Linked DNA regions of Homo sapiens: region 2 is linked to region 1. A link is a contact called in ENCODE Hi-C or POLR2A ChIA-PET data. All regions are on one chromosome and are shown on one strand. Each heading gives the region's core, a stretch centred on a gene start or an enhancer-like site at or near the end of the contact. The rest is flanking DNA. Distances are from core to core; before and after follow the strand shown.

Region 1 (6,331 bases), core at 2,099-4,598:
CTTTTCCATTTTAAGAAACTGAAACAAACAAAAGCGTTCTACCTCAAATCAAAATTATAAAATAAGCCTTTCAAGTTAGCATATCAATTCAAACCACTACTTGAAGCTAAATTAAATGGTTAATCTAGCCACCCTCTCTCTGTTCCCCATAAAGGGAGGTGGGGGGAACCCTGATCATAAGTGTTCTATCTCTCAGTGCCAGCTGCCAGGCATTTAACAGCCTTCCATCTCTAAAGCTGACTGGCACAACAAGTAATACAACTTCGAAGTTAAGGCAAATGGCAGAACTCAGAGGCGAAAAAAGAATATTTTCCACAATTTGTATAGCACTTGTTTAGCACGTATGTGTTTCTGAAGTGGTGGTCAACTCTTCAGTCTACACGAGAAACATCACACCACTTCACGTCAACCACTGCCAATTCCATTCAGTGGCCTCTTCCCCTTTGGGGACTATTCAAAAAGTTACTATTTTCTTTTACAACTACTCACCCAGGCCTCTTCCACTGATGAAAGCAGGCAAAGCCCACGCTGTGTGTCTGTCTCCTAGAGAAGATTGCCTCTTTTATTTATCGCCCCTTGGCTTTATTTTCACAGTGAATTCCTGGCTTAAATGCAATCAGCCAAGAAACCCTCCCTATGCGCTCTCCTGTCATTCCTCATTGCTTGCAAGCGGAGTCAAGCACAGGGAGAGGGAGGGGGAAAAAAAAAAAAACCCTCAACATTGCCAGCCAAGCCATAAAAATTCGCAGACTCTAGTTTGTTATACTGAGAAGCCATAGATGTGCTTCCATCCATCGCTAACCGGCAGGAAACAGACAAACAAACAAAAAAAAAGGTATAACTAGGAAGAATGTTAATTAGATTTGTTTTAAGGAAAAAAGGATAGATGAATAGCCTCAAAAGCTAAACCCCCTCTAGACAGAAGGAAAGAGTGCCCAACATAGAAAAGGCAACACTGGGGGCTGCCTTTGGAAATAAATGACCATGCAGAAAACCACGTTTGCAGATGGCATTAGAATTCAAATTAACCAGACAGGATTAAAACAAATCTTAATTCTTTCTTGGGGACCCTATCCAGACCCCCACCCCACTTCCAAAGAAAAGAAGGATAAAAGGAACTGACTACAGAAAGAGAAAAAGGATTAAGTTAACAATCAAAGAGATAGAGATGCGTCCAAATCTATCCCCATTCATTCGGTGCCGGGTTCACCATGCTACAATTTCAAGTACACTAACATGGGAGGGGGTCAGAAAATATGCCATTTGCAATCAGGAGAAAAAAATGGGAAGTTTCACTACAGCATTGTTCTTTTCAGTCTGGCTCAAACATTCCCATCGCTATGGCTGAAAAAGATCTGGACAGGGGAAAAAGAACATTTTAGGGGAGGGGGAACAGGAGACACTTTTAAACTAAGGTATTTGAGAAAACTCTCAGGATCTGTCAGAGAAAGGAAGGCTGTGCAGCTCTAAATCACAAGTCCTTCTCTCGCCTTTGTCAAATATATTCTACTTTACAAGCCCTGAAAAGAAAGAGACTCTTTTGTTTGGTTTCTCCTTTTCGGAGGGTGACAGAAAACTGAAAGGGGCACAAAAAAACCTGAAAATGAGAACAAAGTGCTGGGTCGTGCCGGGCTGCCGCGCCGCGGGGACGCGGGAGCGGCCGCCGAGCCCTCTGCCTCGCGCTCCTGCAGCCCGCTCGCCCCTTTGGCTGCGAGCGGCAAATCCGCAACTGCCGACCGCGGCTCGCCCGGGGCACCACGACCTGACCACACAGCGCAAACAAAACTCGGGCGGCGGGGCACAAGGGCTGCGCCGCGGCCCGCACAGGGGTGTCTGGAGGCAGCTTCAGAGAAAAGGGAAGCGCTAGCAGCTCCTCCTCAGGCTCGCGCCCTTTAATTAGTAAGCGTCCTACGGGCGAGATGTCCCTCCGGAGACGGAGTCCGGTCCGCCGCCACCTCTCCTCTGCGCCGCTTGGAGACTGAGGAGGCGCAAAGAAAACGACATTTAAACCCCGGGCGGCCAGTGGAGCTCGCCCGGGCCAGACGCCACAGCGACCCGGGAGCGCCGCGGCCGCTCGCCCGTCGGAGCCCTGGGAGGAGCGGCGGCCGAGCGGCTTTAAGTGTATTCCCCTCCCCTCAAATCGCGTGGGGCGGGGGCCAGAAAGAAAAAGGAGCGAGCGACAGGCAGTGGGAGAGGGGGGGAGCGCCGAGCGGCCGGGCCGCGGCCGGCATTGTCTGCGGCCCGCGCCCCCTCCCCCGCCCCGCACAGCCCCGCCACACACACCCTCGCCGGAGGCCGGCCGTCCGCCCGCGCCTTTGTCCACATCCACCCCCGAAACCGGCGAACAGCCCTCCAGGATGTGCTCCCCGGAGGAGGGCGGGTAGGGGAGCGCGGGCCGGGGGCGCGGAGCCCACGGAGGGGCGCGTCCTGCTGATTCATTTCCCACTCGCGCTGGCCCGTCCGGGGCGACGGGGGGCAGGGAAGGGAGGGAGGAAATGGGCGCTCCGCTCAGGAGGACCGTCCGGGCCAGTGAGGACACCCGCAGGGGTGCGGGCGCGCGCGGAACTAGGGGCTGTCCGCAGGAGAAAGGCGGGCACCCCCCCCCCACCCAGGGACTGACGGACGGACAGACGGCTCGCGGCTGCCCCGTGACTCACCGACTTGCAGGACGTTGTCTACGCAGCCGCTTTCCAACAGCGCGATGCCCCGGCGGAAAGGCAGCCGCGTCTCGTCGCCGCCGTCCGCCGCCCCGGCAGCCCCCACCGACGGGGCCCCGGCCCCCGCGGCGGCGGCGGCGGCGGCGGCGGCGGCGGCAGCGGCGGCGGCGGCCGAGGTTGCGGCCGCCGAGGTTGCGGCCGGGGAAGACGAGGAGCCGCCGCCGCCGCCGCCGCCCGCGCCGCCGCCGCCACCGCTGTCGTCGCCGGGGCCGCCCGCGGCGCCGCCGCCGGTGTTGAAGGACGAGTACATGCAGATCTCCCGCTCGCTGCGGGGGAAGGACCAATAGACTATGCGGCGCTGCACCGGCTCCGGGATGCGCTCAAAGCGCTCCTCCACGCGCTGGAACGGCCACTTCTCCGCCACCCTGCGCGCCGCGATGTCCAGCAGCGACTCGGGGCTCTGGGTCTTGCCCGGCGGCAGCAACCCCAGCGCCGCGCCGCCCCCGCACGCCGCCGCCGCCGCCGCGCCACCCGCCCGCGGGCCTGGCCGACAGGCAGAGCTGTAGCCGCCACCCGCGCCGCCGCCGCCGCCGCTGCTGCCCCCGCCGCCGCCGCCGCCGCCCGGCCGGCAGCAAAGCCGTTTCGCGGGAGGAGGCTGCTGTCCGCGCTCCGCCATGACCGCGCCGCTTCTAACCCGACAGCGGAAGTGCCGGGACCCTATAAACGGCACTAGGAAGCGCGACACGCACACGCCGTCGCGACGCCACGATGCCATCTAGGGCCCGCCGCTCCTTGTATGGGCACAAGAGGTGGGGCCTCCGCTGTGACGCAGAAGCTGGGGCGGGGCTCTGATAGGGGGAACCTAGGGCCGGGGGCGGGGCCTATGCAAATCGCTGGGCTGAAACATAAATAGAGCGCTTGGCGGACACGGGGGTGGCGGGGGCGGGCCGTTTTGGTGCCCGGTGGGTTGTGAGAATGTCAGGCTGCTGTGACGCGGGGGAGGGCGGGGTCAGGCGGGGTTCCCGTGGGAGGGGGCGGGCCGCCGGGCCGGGCCTGAGGTGGGTGGGTCTCTGCGCCCCCTGCCTACCCCACTTCCCCCTCCAGTTCTCAGCTTCTCTTTGAAGTCCGAGAAGTGAGGATGCGCCTCGTGGGTCGCAGCGGGGGAGGAAAGGGGAGAAGAGGGGGTGAGCGAAGGGGAGGGTTCTGAGCTAAATGGAGGGCGGGGCCCACGGGCCGATGCCCCACCCCCCCCGTCCCCCTGCCCTTCGGGGGAAAAGCCTCTGGGCGGAGGAGGCGCTTTCAAAACAAAGAAATGCGGCATGGACCCCGGGGGACGCGGGTGGAGAGGAAGGCGGAGGAGGCGCGGCCAAACCCGAGCGCCTGCCAGCTTCCCCTCCAGCCGGTCCAGGGGAGCTCTCCCCACCACCCGCCGAAGCTGCAGCGGGGAAGGGGGAGGATGGCTGCGTTCGGCGGCGGCTTTCCACTTCACTTTTGCAGACCTGGTGTGGAAGGAGCGCGCCCGCTCTGCTAACCCCGCGTGGCTGCAGTGCGCCCATCCCCGAGCCCCGCGTCCGTTCTGTCTCGGCTGCAGGGCTGTGCCCGAAAACACGCAGAGCGCTCGGAACGTGCCCAGCAGCCGCGCGACCCGCGTCCGGTGCCGGCTGCCACCGTCCCGCCCTCGCTGCCTCAGCCCCTCGGGCCAGGAAACCGACCCGCCCGCTAGAAGTCGAGGAGCTCCGGCCGCCCTTGTCGCCCCCGCGGCCGCGCGGACAAGGCCCCGCTCCAGGCCGGGGTTTCTCCAGCTCGGGGTGGAACGCAGCCCGGGCTGTGGGGTTAGCAGACACACCTTTGTGAGTACACACGCCGCAGGGCGCGCGCAAGCCCCACGGGCTCGCGCACACATCGCCCAGCAGGCGGCAGACGGCGTGCCAGGCGGCGGACGGCGGCTTCGGGCGCACTTGGGTCTGCGGCCCGGCTCCCACCCCGGCACCCGGGTGCGCGGCGCCCGGCTGCGCGGAGTCCAGGCGCTCGGGACGCGCGCCGCGCTCTCAGTCGCCTTGGCGGCGCCCGCAGGGCCAGTCCCCTCGGGTCCGGGCAGTGTAGGGGTGGACCAGGGAGAGCGAGTGCAGAGTGCAGCTCGCTGGTGCCTGGACGCGGGCGAAGGCGGAGAAGCGAGTCCCTCTCTGAACCTGGAGCCCTGCGGACATTGTTCGCGCTCCACAGAGCTCGGTCAAATCTGCTTCCAAGCCGCAGACTTAATTACCGCGTCGGAGACAGGCTTCCTCCCAGCCCCACCTTCTGTTTTTACTGTAAACAGTGGTGCTGATCCGCTCCCATTGTTGGAGATAAACTGTATCTCCTTTGACACTTTCGCATCTTTTAAGGTTATTGGCTGCTCCCCACCCGCCTGCCTTGCAGCCTGGATTTAAAGGGATAGCGCGCTTCGGCGTTTTAAAGAAAATCGCCCATTCGGGGCCGAGGCCCTGGAAACCTCGAGCTACACAGTGGGCCTTCACAAGTCCCAGGCTGCAGGTCCCTGGGGTCGGGACGCTGGCCGACTTTCCGCAGCTGCCTTACTTGTTAGGAAAATTTTTGTGGCATTATGTTTTTGTATATCCGTCCAGTATTTTTCTGGGCACTTCCTCCATGTCTAGGAAAAAGCCTGTGCGGAAAACTGGAGGATCTTTATGGGCAAGTAGAGGGAGAAGTCTCTTTCAGGGGTTTCATTTCTAGATCTCTTTAAAAATAAGAATAATCTTATAATTGTGTAAAACATAGGTATAGAAGACAGTAAGTTTAAAAGTAAAACACAAGTTGGGCTCTATTCTCTTCAGAAGTTCATGATACGACTTAGGCTTGTATAATGTGTAGATTAGCAAGCATTTTCACACATAAACACATAGAATCACTGAACTGGAAAGTCAGCGATGACAAAACTGGTGCCCCCAGACAGGATAAATGACTCATTCAGGGTCATAGGGGTTGTTAGTAGAAGAGATTAATTCACATTGAACAGGGAAGTAGGTACCTTTGGAGGTGCCTAACTTTTAGAGCTTTCGTTATTATAACGAGCAAGAGACTGGATTTAAGGCACCGTCGTTTGCTGGAGGGATCTATTATAAGCTCTCTAATTCAGAGACAAATGAGGGGCCACCAGTTCAGCCTGACCCAGCCGGCCCTCCCTGCACTCTCTGGCGCTGATTACTGACCTCCTCTTGAACTGGGCCCCTCTCTGAGTTTCCCGGAATTCTGCCATCCCTCCAGTGTCTCCAACTCCTCTTTTCCCTCTTTTTTGTTTATCTTCCTTCAAACTGTTTAATGTATACCCTGCCCTGCAGCCTATCACGGTCCTCTTCATTTTGCTTGATCCACCACTTGGAGAGTTTCCACCACCCACCCTATAACCGTTTCCTAAAGTATCATCTCCCTCTCTGGCTCACGTATTTCTTCCTGGTGGCCAGCTCACTTTTCCATCACCACCAGGATGCCCACGGCCACCTCAAACCCAAAGAACCACCTTTCCCTAGAATCCAGGTTCTCTTCTTTCGTTATATTTTTGATACTGTTGCCACCTGTTCCCAGGGCCCCAAGCTTTTTCCTCTGCCTTTGCCTCTTTCCTGTAACTCCCACAGTTGACTTGTATTGTCTATCCCAGCCCCTCTGGCTGCTCACAG
Region 2 (6,331 bases), core at 1,431-3,930, 1.2 Mb before region 1:
CATATAATTCATTATATTTCCAACTAAAGTATATAATTATATAAGGAGGTTTCAGTTTAAATCATGTCCATGGCACTGAAGTTTCTTATAGACAATATTTAGTTGAGTTATAAAGCAGAATGTTCAAAAAGAATGACCTGTGCCTCATTTTCAGGAACAATTTGTTTATGAAGTCGAATCTGCTCCAAGCCAGGACTTTCTAGAGAATTTGGGGAAGTGTTACAAATTGAGGCAGTTACATTATACCTTGCTGACTGATAAAAGCTGTAGTATTCAAGTCTATTTTCCCTTGAGTTTTCTGATGCCTTTAGTTTTTGTTTAAACTGAACAACTTTGTAGATCAAAAAAATGATTAAAACACAAGCTAAGATGAAAAAAGCTAGCAAAATGTCAAAAGCCTCATTCAACTTCTCAACTTCTTGTGTACAAATTAGAGATGTTTTCCCTGACATTGAAGCAGCATCATTCGGTAGAGCACTGTTTTTTTCCAAGTTCAAGGTAACAGAAGTAGTAAGTTGTATTTGCACAGGTAACACTGCTGTAGTCTCTAATGGATTACCAAAGGCATTCTCTTGAAAAAATCTACCAGCAGGTGAAGTAGGAATTCGTTCCCAGAAAGTAATGTTCTCAGTCTCAGTATTTTCCAGAGGACTGCCATTTGTGGTTACTTTATGCCAGGCCATCATTAGCGCAGTAGTCTTGTGATGAATATGAGGAGATTTTACAACAGCCCAAGCTCTGGATACATTTATTGAAGATGTAACACAATTTGTAATGTTAATATAACGTAATGCTCTGCCACGCATGGATGGGGGATTCTGACAATAGATGTTTAGAGTAATGGCTGAAGATGCTAGCCAGTCTCGAAGGCCCAAAAGTTTGCAGTTACATTCCCAAGGATTAGAATTTGCCTGAAGATGAATCAATGAAGACAACGGCTTAAGGACCCTTGGATGCAAGGCTGTAAGATTATTAAATGACAGATTAAGGATCTTCAAAGATGCTCCCATATTTTCAAATGTATCATTATCAATGCTAATTATTCTGTTTCTATCTAACTTAAGGTAAATTAAATTCTTTAACAAACTGAATGTGTCAGAATTTAAATTCTCTAAATCATTATGACTTAAGATCAAATGTTTAAGATTATTAATTCCACTAAACCCATCCCTAGTAACATTCCTAATTCTTGAATTTTTCAGGAGGAGGTATTCCAGATTGGCAAGTCCTTTAAATGCAAAGGGCTGTATTGCTTCAATAGGATTATGAGACAAAGAAAGTCTTCTAAGACTTTTAAGTACTTCAAAGGCATTTGATGGTACTTTTGTTAAATTATTACTTCCTAAATACAAACAAGCAAGGTTTTCAAGATGTTGAAAGCCTGATTCTGATATCCTCAAAATGTTATTGTTTGATAAATCAAGTATCCGAAGAGCAACCATACCAACAAAGGTACCACTCCCAAGGACAGTGAGGCGATTCCTTTGTAGATTTAAGTACTGAACTGAAACTAGATCATTAAATACTCCTCTCGGAACAAAAGATACCTGATTATACTGTAAATATAAATTACGAAGATTTAAAAGTCCCTTAAATATTCCAGGATCTAAGCGTTTGATGAAATTATTATTTAGAAATAGAAAATATAGATGCCTCAATTGAACAAAGGCTTTTGGATATACATACAGAATGTTAGAATTATCCAAATACAATGCTACAAGAGAATGAAGTCCTGTTAATTCACTTTCATTTATATAAGATATATTATTCCCAGTCAGATACAGAAAAACTGTACTTTCAGGAAAATTCTTAGGAATACTCGAAAGGCCTAAGTTACGGCAGTTAATTTGTCTCCCAGTGCAGAGCTGACAAACAGACGAACATCCAAGTATTTCTTTGTGGAGTAATAATAAAAGATAACAGGTAACAACCAGAAACAGTCGTAGGCAAGGCAGAGAAAACTGTAATCCACACATATCCCTGTTCTTGGATTTTCTGTTCAGATCAGAATTGGCTATAAAAAGAGAAGGTAAAGCTTTAAATCACGAAAACTTCATCAAATGAATTTTTTTTATAATACTATAACTTCTGTATTCTATTTTAATTAGGATCAGCCAATAATACTATCATAAATCATACCATGGTAATAGCAAAAAATAATGAGTATGGAATACGTTCTAGAATTATTAACATGATCAGGCCATTAACCCACTATTTGACAAAATAGTTCAGATTAATGAAACATTTGCTAAGTTAACTTAAAAATTACAATTGATTACAACACAGGTGACAAATGATGTAGGAATGAGAATCTTTGAATTTAATATGTCCCTTTAACAACATAAAGTCTAATATCAAATAACATTATAATTTATGAAAATACAAATTCACTACAGAACAATTAAATTCTAAATTACAGTTTTTCACAGAACTATTTTTCATGTCAGCTAGAAGTTCATATTTAAGTAAATAATCTTACCAAGAAAAGGAAATTCGTATTATTAACACTCAGCTGATTCAGTAAAGGTTTTCTTTTTAAATCTGAAGAACGACATTTCTTAACTCCAGTTTGTTCTGTGGCACTGCTGACCTCCACCCCACCACTTTTTTTTTTTTTTTTTTAAGTCACCGTTTGCTCAGGAAACACCACTCTTCACATTGGTTCCTTTACAGTCAATGTGTAAAACAGAGGTTGCCATGGATACAGGAAGCTAAGAGACAGGAAGTAATTTTATCTGTGTTTCAAAAGTATTGCTGAACGGAAATCTCAGGAACTTATTTTTTCAGAATGCAGTTAGAGTTTTCCTAATATACACATTGAAATATCTCCTATAATATAAAAATAATAGTTTTTAAAGGATACTTGAAAACATTAGTTATTCAGAACCCAAATATCAATCAACAGACTCTAGCTATCAAACAACATAGCTACTGAATGGAAAAGGCTAGTTCAAATAAGATGTATATCGAGTAATACAATTTTTTGTAAACTTTTTAATGAATAAAATATTTATGTTGTGTTAAATACGCATTGAAGACTTAAACTTTATGCTTTATTCCTTTAATAAAAATAGGGGAAAAAATTTAGAATGAACATAAATGTTGTTATATTATCCTCCAGTGCTCTTTTTAAAATTTTCAAAATATTTTTGGTTGCAAAAAATACTGAGTACTACTTAATACGTGAGGTACTAATTGGTAGTAAGCTACTAATTAGTAGTAACGCACTAATTGGTTGTGTTGGGTTATAAGATGTTAAGAAGCTGCATACCAACTTACTGACATAGGTTATCTTTGCAAGAAAAATTGGGGAGAGTAAAAGAGGCGATGTTTCGCCCTATATATATCTGTATCAGTTTGAATCTTTTAGAACAAAAATGGAGAATTTTTTAACGTCATTTTTCAAGAATTTAAAGAATCGGATATAAATTGTTTATATTATATATTGTTCAGTCATTAACTTTCTTTCATTAACTTTAAGCTAGTTGCTTAAGCTTTCTAATTCTGACTTTTATTAATATTACTAATAGCCTGATAATATTCCTAAAATATCAAGTTATATAATTGTATACAACTCTCCTTTGATATTAAAGCAGTTTCATTTCACATCAACAATTACTTTAGAAATAATATGAATTATGTCCATATTAGAAAGCTGAAATAATACCTAGCATTATCTTTCTATGACTAAAAATTCAGCAATGCATACTGGATAGCAGATCGTTATCAAAATGACTTATGATTCTTACACCTATCCATTATGGCTGGTTACTGTTATTGCTATTTTATGCATTAAAAATGGAAAACAAAACAAGTGACAGAAATGATATGAATTTGAGGTAGGGGCTATGTTTCTCAGGTCCATTTTGTTTAGTACTTCCAATAATATACAAGGTGATATGAAGCTTGTCCCATGGATTTTTCAATTTCTTGGGAAAAATTCAGAGAAAGGGTCCTTTGAAATAAAAATAAAATTAAAGAGAAAAAACCCACAAAGTAATATAACCAGAGTATGAATTAATTTTGTTCTTTATGCCAAAAATATCCAAAGCAGTAAAGAACACTTATTAGGATGCAAAGGTAAAATTTTTAGGAAACTGTATTAAGGAAAAATGACAAAATAAAATCTCACTTCTCACATTCTAAAAACTGAAGGAAACTAAACTGACTTCAACAAAACAAGCAAATATAAATAGTACACTGTAACTCTCAGGTTGAATGGTTTAAAAAAAAATTCCTATCTCCAGCAAAACAAAGTTTAGTCTTTCTGTTCATTTAGGAGTTGCTGTTCTTAGAGACAACTGATCAACAATGATTCCTCATTATCCTTTTCTGATTACTAATGTTCATTACAACTATTACTGAACACTACGCTCAACCTCTTAAATTAGTCTTCTATTTCTTTCCAGGAAATTGACTCATTGAGCTGTTTTCCTCTCATTCTTGTTGCTGAACCTTCTTTTACACTGCCTTTGTCTTCAAATCATCTCATGCTTCTGGTATTAATACACAACTATTCTCTTTTCCATTCAGATTCTCCCCATACAAAAACAAGAATGTATAAATAACAGAGCAATTGTTCCATTAGCTCTTTTAAATATACATCATCTGTATGGATGCATGTATTCTTTTGAGACACAGTCTTGCTCTGTCGGCTGGGTTGGAGTGCAACAATGTGAGTACAGCTCACCACAGCATCGACCTCCCAGTCTCAAGTGATCCTCTTCCCTCAGCCTCTTGAGTAGCTAGGACTGCAGGTGCATGCCACCATGCTTTTTCTTATTTTTGTAAAGACGGAGTCTTGCCATTCTGCTCAGGCTGGTCTTGAACTAGTAGGTTCAAGTAATCCTCCCACCTTGGCCTCCCAAAGTGCTGGGATTACAGGTGTGAGCCACTGCGTCCAGCCTATATGTATTTAGATATATACCATCTATATATAAACCAATCAAGATTGGTTTACATATAAAGAATGGCTTATAATAACAGCAGTTACTGATTTTATGGACCTTAAAAGTCACTGATGGAACTAAAATCAAGAGAATGAAAATGTGAAATGGGATTTGCAATTAAAAATAATCCAGCTCTTCCTGCCATCATGAAGCCTGTCGAGGCCTGCTTGGAACATGACTTCTAAAAGGCAAGTATTTCTGGAAGGCTGTCATCCAAGGCCATTTTTGCGCTATAAGCAGGGTCTCTGGAACCAAAGGGAGCACACAAATCTTCTTAAAACTGAAGGTGTTTATGCCCAAGATGAAACTGAATTCTATTTGGGCAATAAATGTGCTTACGCACACAAAGCAAAGAACAACAAGTGACTCCTGGCAGCAAACCAAACAAAATCAGAGTATTCTAGAGAAAGGTAACTTGGGCCCAAGGAAACATTGGCATGGTTTTTGCCAAATTCCAAAGCGATCCTTCTGCTAAGGCCATTGGACATAGATGCTGTAACCCCTTAAAGATTTAAACTAATGAAAGGTAAATAAAGTGGACTTGTGTTCCTGGAAAAAAAAATTTAGCAAACAATTTGAGAATTCTTTTGCTCAATGTAGGAGATAAATTTTAATGAGGGGCAGTATATCTCAATATAGACCTCTTATCAGTTGCAAGAAAAAAAAATAACAACATAGTAACTATACACAGTGGGGAAATCAGATAACACCTTGACCAGCATTAACATCATCAGTGAGAAACAGATGAGCACCATGTGACTTTGCCTGTGATATTCCAAGAGGGACACATCACTTATGCAATATTCTAACGAGAGATGCATACATAAATCTAACCATAAGGAAATATCAAACCACAAATGAGGAACACTCTATTCTGCTGGGGGAGGTGGGGAGAGGATGGATGGGAGACAAAAACAGAGAGGCAATTGGAAAGATGGAGAGAGATTATAAGGAGTGGATTATTTAAAAATGTTATAAGAGAAAAAGAAAAGACTGAGGAAATGACATGACAGAGTAAAAGAGACTACAAAAACACAAGAACTAAAACAATAATTGGTCCTAGACTGTAAGTACTGAGGAGTAAGAGACCATGGCAAATACAACTTACACAGAAATGGTTCAGAATATAAAACATCTATCTAGTTATCTGACAGAAAATGTGTATCACGCAACAAACTGGGACAAAAGTTAACAACAGGTGATTCTGGGTAAAGGTCATATGAGTGTTCTTTATTGTTCTTGCAGTGTTTTTCTAAGTCTGAAATAATTTCTAAGTGAAAATATCATGACAGTAGCTATGATATCCGTGTAAAATTTGTCCATGAGCATTACTGCCAAGATATGTCACCATTTCTAAGTTTTTAATGTATGCTTTAAAATAA

The links. Hi-C counts contacts between places; a loop is a spot of excess contacts on that map. ChIA-PET counts read pairs that join two places held with the same protein, here RNA polymerase II (POLR2A). Pooled maps may share reads with other maps.
Region 2: a loop to region 1 is called in a pooled map, with 8 times the contacts of the local background. The contact joins the promoter of IPO11-LRRC70 here to the promoter of ZSWIM6 in region 1. A Hi-C loop is called at or near these places in 6 of 50 pooled maps. POLR2A ChIA-PET finds 5 or more read pairs at or near these places in 2 of 52 experiments (Panc1 and T-cell).

The regions. Positions count from the first base shown.
Region 1 is chr5:61,329,275-61,335,605 of GRCh38, reverse strand. It overlaps ZSWIM6 (zinc finger SWIM-type containing 6), which reads right to left and starts at 3,348. Exons shown (of 14, transcript NM_020928.2): 1 at 2,658-3,348. The coding sequence starts at 3,333. It overlaps LOC105378994 (a long non-coding RNA gene), which reads left to right and starts at 3,390. Exons shown (of 2, transcript XR_007058781.1): 1 at 3,390-3,466. RefSeq lists silencers at 2,454-2,563, 3,344-3,483, 3,594-3,993, 4,204-4,273, 4,304-4,883 and 2 more and an enhancer at 4,688-5,258.
Region 2 is chr5:62,575,084-62,581,414 of GRCh38, reverse strand. IPO11-LRRC70 (IPO11-LRRC70 readthrough) reads right to left here and starts at 2,680. Exons shown (of 4, transcript NR_073584.1): 1 at 2,480-2,680. All of the region lies in intron 27 of IPO11 (importin 11), which reads right to left. LRRC70 (leucine rich repeat containing 70) reads right to left here and starts at 2,596. Exons shown (of 2, transcript NM_181506.5): 1 at 2,480-2,596; 2 at 1-2,014. The coding sequence starts at 1,976. The coding sequence ends at 108. It also overlaps the pseudogene RPL35AP14.